2 separate regions of the Homo sapiens genome follow, and region 2 is linked to region 1. Evidence: chromatin loops called from intact Hi-C (ENCODE). Cell type or tissue: ascending aorta. All regions are shown on one strand. Region 1 overlaps OSBPL1A (oxysterol binding protein like 1A). Region 2 holds the start of MIR320C2 (microRNA 320c-2).

What was found. Hi-C counts contacts between places; a loop is a spot of excess contacts. Peaks named below come from ENCODE experiments on the same cell type or tissue, not always from the same donor. Only the 100,000 strongest peaks of a DNase experiment are listed, where the experiment ranks them.
Region 2: it touches region 1 in a loop (4-fold over the local background); 1 of 110 quality-filtered maps calls a loop at or near these places.

What each region holds. Positions count from the first base shown.
Region 1 is chr18:24,215,006-24,220,005 of GRCh38, reverse strand. All of the region lies in intron 17 of OSBPL1A (oxysterol binding protein like 1A), which reads left to right. It also overlaps the pseudogene RNU6-435P. Among named protein-coding and RNA genes, the nearest start is that of CABYR, 78 kb to the right of the region's middle. In ascending aorta, no CTCF peak of the experiment used is centred here; no DNase peak of the experiment used is centred here; H3K27ac peaks cover 2,332 bases.
Region 2 is chr18:24,319,617-24,324,616 of GRCh38, reverse strand. The region is part of intron 7 of OSBPL1A (oxysterol binding protein like 1A); the gene reads left to right. MIR320C2 (microRNA 320c-2) reads right to left here and starts at 2,942; the gene lies at 2,871-2,942. In ascending aorta, no CTCF peak of the experiment used is centred here; no DNase peak of the experiment used is centred here.

The DNA.
Region 1 (5,000 bases):
AGGGAGTGCCAGCCTGGCAGGAGGAGACTAGAGTGGTTATCCAGCGAATAGGGCTCCAATTTGAAAACCTCATCCAGGACTAACAAGCTGCTAGGCCATGGGGTCACTTCAAGTATACTAGGAAGAAGAAACAAGGCAGCCTGAGTCTAGATTCATGAGAATTACCTTCACAAACCCAAGTTGAGTTGCCCAGCTTATTGCCAGGAATTACTCTGGGAAAACTGTGAGGCATCTTTCCTCAGGCCATTGACCTCATCCTGCCCTAGTTTAAAGAGCAGATAGGAGTTGCTCTTTTGGAGACGGGCTGAGACTCTTTAGAACTGCTTCCAGTTCTAGCATTTTCTAAGCAAATGATGGTGAGACATACTTTCACCAGACTCCAAGCGCTTGTTCTCATCTAGTCTAGATGAGTGATTATTGTAGGTAAATCAGAGCAGTTTTCTAGGGCAGCCATAATCTGTAAGGCTATGCTTAAATCAACCAAATAGCAAAGAGCTAAGAAACTTATGTACGAAGAGAAATAAAAAATATTTTCAGATGAATAATCCCATTTCTAAAACTTTTTATTATGGAAATTTTCAAGCATGCCTACAAGTAGAATAATATAATGAACCCTTGATTCCCATCATTCACCCTCAACATTTACCATGTGCCCAACTTGGTTTCATCTATAAACCACCACATCAATGTTCTGATTTATTTTTATTTGTTGTGAGACAGGGTCTCACCCCATTGCCCAGGCTGGAGTGCAGTGGTGTGATTATAGCTTACTGCAGCCTCAACCTCCTTGGTCTCAGGTGATCCTCCCACCTCAGCCTCTTGAGTAGCTGTGACTACAGGAGTCACTAGCATGCCTAGCTAATTAATTTTTTTTTTCCAGATATGAGGCCTTGCTATGTTACCCAGGCTGGTCTTGAACCCCTAGCCTCAAGACATCCTCCCACCTTGACCTCCCAAAGTGCTGGGATTACAGGCATGAGCCACTGCGCTCGGCCTCCTATTTTTAAAGCAAATCCAAGCTATACCATTTTATCTTTATTTTTTTTAGGGACATAGCTTTTTAACTAACAAAAATTGTATATTTGTAGTGTACAACATGGTGTTTTGAAATATATATACCGCACATTGTGTAATGGATGAATCGAGCTAATATATGCATACCTCACATGCTTATTTTTTATGGTGAGAACACTTTAAACTATACTCTCTAGTGATTTTCAAGTATATAATACATTGTTAGTAACTATAGTCACCATGTTGGGCCAGGCGCAGTGGCTCACGCCTATAATCCCAGCACTTTGGGAGACCGAGGTGGGTGGATCACCTGAGGTCAGGAGTTCGAGACCAGCCTGGCCAACATAGTGAAACCCCCGTCTCTACCAAAAAATACAAAAATTAGCCAGGCGCAGTAGTGCATGCCTGTAATCCCAGCTACTCAGAAGGCTGAGGTGGGAGAATCGCTTGAACCTGGGAGGCAGAGGTTGCAGTGAGCCGAAAGCACCCCACTGCTCTCCAGCCTGGGTGACGGAGCGAGACTCCATCTCAAAAAAAACAAAACAAAAACCATGTTGTACAGTAGATTACTTGAACTGATTTCTACAAAAAATATGGGACACTTCATGAATTTGCATGTCATCCTTGTTCAGGGGTCATGCTAATCTTCGTATCATTTCAATGTTTAGTATATGTGTTGCCAAAGCAGGCACTCATTTCATCTTTTAAATAACTCAGTATGTATCTCTAAAACAGTGGGAGTCTTTTTTGCTTCTAAACCACAGTACTATTATCATGTATAATAATAATTTCTTAATTATCATCAAGTATTTAGTTAGTATTCACATTTTCTTGATTGTCTTGTAAATGTCATTTAGTAATTGGATCCAAAATGGTATTTAGTAATAGGATCCCAAAGTTCTACATACTGCCTTTGGTTTCTATGTCTCTTAAGTCATTTTACTCCAGGTTTCCTCTTCCCTCCCCCATTTTTTCTTGCCATTTATTTTTCAAGAAACCTGGTCGTTTGTTCTGTAGAGTATTCTACCATCTGGATATTGCTGGTTGTATTCCTGGGGTATCATTCCACATGTTCTTTTACTCCTGAATTTCCTGTGGACTGATGGTTATTTACAAAGGTGTGGCCAGATTTATGTTTCAGTTTTTTAGCACAAAATTCATAGGTACACAAACCATAGGTACTTCCTATGACATCAATCAGAGAGCATTTGCTCTCTGATTCTCTTCTTTCTGTAATGGTGAGATTGATTCTTGGGTTTAGTCATTGACAATCTGACACATCCATGATAAAGTTGCCTGACAGTCTTTCACCTAATGATTTAGTGGTTGATCATTGTCTTCATCTTTATTTCTTTAGGTGCTGCAAAACAGTAGTCTTTCAATTCTGTCACTCCTTCTACATTTATTAGCTGAAAATCTATAAAGAAGAGCTTCTGACAGGGTGCAGAGGTTCACACCTGTAATCCCAGCACTTTGGGAGGCAGAGGCAAGTGTATCACTTGAGGCCAGGAGTTCAAGACCAGTTGGCCAACATGGTGAAACTCTGTCTCTGCTAAAAATACAAAAATTAGCTGGGCGTGGTGGCGGGTGCCTGTAATCTCAACTACACGGGAGACTGAGGCAGGAGAATCGCTTAAACTCGGGAAGTGGAGGTTGCTATGAGCTGAGATCACACCACTGCACTCCAGCCTGAGTGACAGAGCAAGACTCTGTCTCAAAAAAAAAAAAAAAAAGAGCAAAACTTGTCTCAAAAAATAAAGAAGAGCTTCCTAACACCTCCTTATAAAATGATCTATATATTGGTTCCCTAGCATCCTACAAAGGTAATATATGAGCCCATGGGTTGGATTTGTTTAAATCTATTACAGTATCTTTCCCCCTCTTTGGTCAGAGTAAGCCCCTCTGGGTCAGCTTCTGTGTCCCTCTGACAGGACCCTCATTGGTTTCTCTGGTAATTTTTTTTATAGATATTTGTAGGCAATAACTCCATTGTCTTTGATAGCTGCCTTGCTTTCTGATAAGAAAAAAGTGTTTCAGGCTTACATCATTTGTTTCCTGCCCCAGACATAGAGTCAGCTATTTCTCTAAGGAGCCATATTTCATTTTAGTGGGAAATAATATTTAGAAATAACAATCTGAGTGGTAAGGATGTTCATTGCTACTGCATTGACCGTTGTTTGTAGTCTTATTCCTCGGAGACAGCTGAAACCTTTCCTCCCCTTTAAAAAAAAAAATAACCGATGAACCCTAAACAAAAACAGGTAAATAAAATTGTTTTTGTCCTTCTTTTTAATTTATATGAAAAGATGTTTGAGTTTTGGAAGTTTGTATTGTCCTTTGAAACTGGAATTTAAGAAAGAGGTAGCTGAAAAGAAAGTACTGATCTTAGAATAACATTGTTTTCTATTGGTAAATGTGAAATAAGAAAAATTGCCCATATATTTAAAATCTATGAACATGGTTTTCCTTTTTCTTTTTTCTTCTGGAGACACAGTCTCGCTCTGTCGCCAAGGCTGGAGTGCAGTGGCACTATCTCGGCTCACTGCAACCCCTGCCTCCCGGGTTCAAGCAATTCTCCTGCCTCAGCCTCCCAGGTAGCTGGGACTGCAGGCACACGCTGCCACGCCCAGCTAATTTTTTTGTATTTTAGTACAGACAGGGTTTCACTGTGTTGCCCAGGCTGGTCTCAAACTCCTGAGCTCGGGCAATCCACCCGCCTTGGCCTCCCAAAGTGCTGGGATTACAGGTGTGAGCCACTGCGCTTGGCCAGTTTTTCATTTTATTGAGAATACAAAGGCGTGTCTGGTCTCTACAAAGCTGGTTGTAAAGTTACATTGTCAAATGTAAACAAGAGGTGACGAGAGGCTGTAAGCTCTGTTATTTGTACCTGGGTCCCTTGATACTACTTTCCCCATTCAGAGGTCTCGTTATTTTCTCCTTTTGATCCCTGGACTTTTTCAATATCTTAGGTAAATATCCAATTTCTATTTCAAGTTTACTTTACAAACACTTATAATCCCCAGGATGTCAACAGAAAGAAGCAGTTAAATATTTATTAAAACGTATATTCTTGCTTGGCATCTCGATCTATTTATCCAAAGATGTACCCTCTTCCCCCAACCCTCCCATTCCCAACACACGTGAACACAAGATTTTGAGTGCCTAGGAAATATCTTTCACAGTAACAGCCTTTTAATGGTCTGCCTTAACCTGTTTCTTCTGCCCACATCTTCTAATAAATCATAGATTGGGTATCTTGACTTCTGGTGACTTAAGGGATTTGGTCTCTACAAATACACTGAAGTGTCTGTTTTCCTTTGGAGCTGTGCCAATCTAAATTTTGCCTAAAGGAGAAAATCGCCTCAGGGGACACGGAGTTCTTTGGCCTTATTTGCTTTGCTTGGTAGCTTAGGAGGAATTTTCCTTTTTCAGAAAACACCATATATAATAATAAAAAAATTGCAAGGTAAATAAATTAAGGAAGTGATTGTTTTAAAAACCACATAGATCCTTAACAGGTTGGTTGGTTGGTTGGTTTGCCTTGTGTTTTAGAATCCTCAGAAAAATTTGGTTTATACACAGCTCTTTTCAAAACACATTGATTGCATAAAATGTGATATGTTCTCATTGTCTGGGCTATGACCTGCTGTTGTATCATGTTGATACAGCACAGTGTTCAGCCAGGATTTGAAATTTAGCATAAAGTATCCATTTTACCATAGTAAATTTCAGATCTGATTGTGTGTTTTAGGACATTGTGTAATCTTTCTCAGCAGAAAAAAAACCTGCTTTAGGAAAGGGGAAGGATGCAGTCCTTTGCAGGACAGGTATTTTACTATGCTCAGAGCAATCCAAAAGGAAACAGAAGGGAAAATAACATACGTGTCAGAGAACCCTGGAGATATTATGTGTTATGTATCACAGAGCAGGAAGGAACCAGAAACTCAACTCCCTTCCTAGAAATTCTATCCCTCTGATGGTAAGCA
Region 2 (5,000 bases), 100 kb before region 1:
TTTTTTTTTTTTTATATTCATATTCATGTTTTTATTGGGAGTCTGGAAATACGCACCAATGTATACACGTGAGTTATCTATGGGTGAGGGAATTGTTTTATGTGTATGCATGTAGTTTATCTATTTGATATAATTTTTTTTTTTTTTTTTTTTTTTTTTTTAACTTTTTCAGAAAATTTATTGAGAGGGAGGGAGAGGGCAAGACAGAAGCATCTGAAATTTAGTCTTCTGCCTGTGAGGGCCCTCTGGCTGAAGTTCAAAAGGAAAGAGGAGCTTTGCCCAAGGAAAACTATTCAAAACTATGTTTGGTGCACTTGGGAAAGCCTGGTGGTGCATTGTTGGCCCAGAACAGGTTCTCTGGGATTCAAAAGGCAGGGTGAAGCTTTTTTTTTTTTGAGACGGAGTCTCACTCTGTCACCCAGGCTGGAGTGCAATGGCGTGATCTCAGCTCACTGCAACCTCCGCCTCCCGGGTTCAAGCAGTTCTCTGCCTCAGCCTCCTGAGTAGCTGGGATTACAAGTGCTCACCACCACTCCTGGCTAATTTTTTTTTTTTTTTTTACCCAAATGAGTATAAATCATGCTGCTATAAAGACACATGCACACGTATGTTTATTGCGGCACTATTCACAATAGCAAAGACTTGGAACCAACCCAAATGCCCAACAATGATAGACTGGATTAAGAAAATGTGGCACATATACACCATGGAATACTATGCAGCCATAAAAAATGATGAGTTCATATCCTTTGTAGGGACATGGATGAAATTGGAAACCATCATTCTCAGTAAACTATCGCAAGAACAAAAAACCAAACACCGCATATTCTCACTCATAGGTGGGAATTGAACAATGAGATCACATGGACACAGGAAGGGGAATATCACACTCTGGGGACTGTGGTGGGGTCGGGGGAGGGGGGAGGGATAGCATTGGGAGATATACCTAATGCTAGATGACACATTAGTGGGTGCAGCGCACCAGCATGGCACATGTATACATATGTAACTAACCTGCACAATGTGCACATGTACCCTAAAACTTAGAGTATAATAAAAAAAAAAAAAAAAAAAAAAGAAAAAGCCTCACCCTGGCTGGGTGTGGTGGCTCACGCCTGTATTCCCAGCACTTTGGGAGGCTGAGGTGGGTGGATCACGAGGTCAGGAGTTCAAGACCAGCCTGGCCAAGATGGTGAAACCCCGTCTCTGCTAATTTTTGTATTTTTAGTAGAAATGGGATTTCATCATGTTGGCTGGGCTGGTCTCGAACTGCTGGCATCAAGCGATCCACCCACCTCAGCCTCCCAAAGTGCTGGGATTACAGGCATGAGCCATGGTGCCCAGTCTCTTTTTGTATTTTTTATTGTTTTTTATTCACTCATCTGTCTCTTCTTTCGACAGTATCGCATTAAAAAAAAGTTTTTAAGATAGTATTGCACTTTTAATGGTTATAATGTTTTAATATGTGAGATTTCCCCTTACCATTTTTAAGGATTTTCTTTGACATCCTTATCTGTTTATTCTTCCAGAAGGCATTTAAAATAATTTTCTGAGGCTCTTCATTGGGATTTAATTGAAATTACATTCTATGTAAATTAATTTAAGGAGAATTGGCATCTTTATTAAATTTTCCCATTAAGGGACAAATCTGTGTCATGCAAACTTTTAAATATTACATCATTCCTGTTTTTCACTTTATTTTGTTGTGGTTGGTAAGAGAGATAGTGTATTTTTTAACTGGTGGTGGAACCCATCTAGATTCCATCTAGGAGGCTATTTCATTTAGTTCAAAAGCATTTTATTGAATTCTTACTGTGTGCCAGGCATTTTAGACATCAAATCCAGAAATGAGGTCTCTCTTCTGGAATTTCATCTAGTTGGCAGGAGTTCAGAATTTATTTTTGGTATTAGGGCAGAATTCTATGAAAGAAATCATAGTGTTGTCTTTCTCTCTGCCTAAAGAAATAATTTCTCCAAAGTGCCCTGTAGGTAGAATGAAAATAACACAGAATTGGCAGACCTCTATAAGGCATTTTCCTATGTGCTAGGCAGAAAAACTAAACTGAGTATTAATTTTTTGGTTAATGTTTTAAAAAGTTTTTTCCCCACTAAAGAAGTAATGTATCACCAGCCCCAGGTTCCCCATCAGCAGCTCTATAAATCTTCCTCCAAAATAAATCTTAAAGCCACATACAAGGCCGGGCACGGTGGCTCACACCTGTAATCCCAACACTTTGGGAGGCCCAGGCGGGCAGATCACGAGGTCAGGAGATCGAGACCATCCTGGCTAACACAGTGAAACCCCATCTCTACTAAAAAAAAAAAAACAAATACAAAAAATTAGCCGGGCGTGATGGTGGGCGCCTGTAGTCCCAGCTACTCAGGAGGCTGAGGCAGGAGAATAGCATGAACCCGGGAGGCAGAGCTTGCAGTGAGCTGAGATGGTGCCACTGCACTCCAGCCTGGGCAACAGAGGGAAACTCTGTCTCAAAAAAAAAAAAAAAAAAAAAGTCACATATTTCTCTCTATGTTAAAAATGATCTCCATTTTACTACTGACTTTCTAGTCCAAACCACCAGTATCCTTTACCTGCACTATTGCCATCTCTTTGTAATTAGCCTCCCTGCATTTCTTTTGCCCACGTTTACAAGCCATATTGCACACAACAGCCAGAGTGACCTTTTTAAAAAAAATCATGGAAATTATCAAAGCTTCAGAAATCAAATAGCATAATTAATTGATGTACCCATCACCCTCCTCCAGAACTTAGCAATAATGGCCACTCTGTATCTCTTCCTACTCCCTGAATTCTTGTGAAACAATTCCAGATATCATGCCATCTCTTTTTCTTTTTAAAAAATTTATTTGTTTTTCTTTTCTTACCCTCTCAACCCAGCTTTTCCCAATTCTGGGAAGAACTGGAAAGAGAAGGCCTGTCATGCCATTTTATTCATACATACCCAGTGCTCCTCAACTTACTGTGGGGCCACGTCCTCATAGAACCATTGTAAATTGAAAATACACTTAAGGCCAGGTACAGTAGCTCACACCTGTAATCCCAGCACTCTGGGATGCTGAGGCTGGCAGATCGCTTGAGCCTAGGAATTTGAGACTAACCTGGTGAAACCCCATTCCTACAAAAAAATACAAAAATTAGCCAGGTGTGATGACACATGACTGCAGTTCCAGCTACCAGGGAGGCTGAGGTGAGAGGATCACTTGAGCCCAAGAGGTCGAGGCTGTGGTGAGCTGTGATAGTTGAAAAACCATTAAGTTGAACTGTTGTAAGTTGGGGAACATCTGTAGTCCAGTATATTAGTAAAAAATAAGGACACCCTTTAACAAAAACCACAAGCATGTGATAGTTGCACAACTCTGTGCACCTATAAAAACCATTGAATTTGTGCAGTTTAAGTGAGTAAATTGTATGTTAATTTGTATCTCAATGGGGCTATTAAAAAACATAAGCACAATAGCATTATCCTATTAATAATATTCTAGTAATTTATCAAAATCATGGAACTGCCAAAGTTTGTGTTTTCCCAGTTATTATTATTATTCTTTTCTTTTCTTTTTTTTTTTTTTTTTGAGACGAAGTCTTGCTCTTGTTCCCCAGGCTGGAGTGCAATGGCGCGATCTCAGCTCACTGCAACTCCGCCTCTCAGGTTCAAGTGATTCTCCTGCCTCAGTCTCCAGAGTAGCTGGGATTACAGGTGCCTGCCACCACACCCAGCTAATTTTTGTATTTTTAGTAGAGATGGGGGTTTCACCATGTTGGCCAGGCTGGTCTCGAACTCCTGACCTAAGGTGATCTGCCCACCTCGGCCTCCCAAAGTGCTGGGATTACAGGCATGCGTCACTGCACCCGGCCTATATTATAATTTTTTAACACTTTGACAGAGTTTTAAACATGAGTCAGATCATGTTACTCTTACTTAAAACCCTTCAGTGGCTTTTCATCCTATTTAGAATAAAACTCAAACTCCTTATGCTGGCTTACAAAAGTCTGGCCTACAAACCCCTTGTGTGATGTGGCCTCTGCGTGCCTCTCTGACTTTATCTCTTGCCTGCTGAATTGTTCCTACCTCAGAGCCTTTGCATCAGCTGTTCCTCTGCTAGAATGTCCTTCCCTGTATTTTCACAAGGCTGGATCCTTCTTTTCAACCTAGACATCCCTTCCTCAAAGAGGCCTTCCCTGATCAACCCCTCATCCTCCAATCTAAAGTGGTATCCCAGTTACTCTGTCAAATCATTTATTTAAAAAGTCTGGGCGTACCGTGGTTCATTGTCTGCTGTATCTTTAAGAATTAATTTATCATCTGTCTTTCCCACCTTCTATGCTTTCCCATCCCCCCAGTATTTTTTCTGTTATGTTCACTGCTGAATCCTCAGTGCCTAAAATAGTAATCGGTACATAACAGACCCTCATTAGGGGATATCATACAAAAAAATTGCCAACACATACCAGATGTTTGGTATTTATAAAAATATTATTATTTTAAACCACCCCCAGCCCCCCTTTTTGTTTTTAGAGACAGAGTCTCACTCTGTCACCCAGTCTGGAGTGCAGTGGTAGCTGGGACTGTAGGCACATGCCACCGTGCCTGGCTAATTAAATTTTTTTTTTTTTTTTTTGTAGAGATAAGGTCTCACTGTATTACCCCGGCGAGTCTTAAGCTTCTGGCCTCAAGCCATCCTTCCGCCTTAGCCTCCCAGAGTACTGGGATTATAGTTGTGAGCCACTGCGCCTGGCCTAAAAGGTTATCTGATAGAATATATCACCTTCCTGCATAAACAGTTCCAGAGTTCTCATTGATATGTTGTTTTGAAAGGACTGTTCTAATTTTCATAGGTAGCTTTCATTTCTCTAATAATAAGCTATTTGAGGCTAGGAGATGGTTTGATTTATTTGTGGGTTTTTGTTTGTTTGTTTTTTTACCTTTTGTCCTTCATTTAATGTCCTGCTCACTTCAGAACTCTATAAATAACTTTGATAAGAC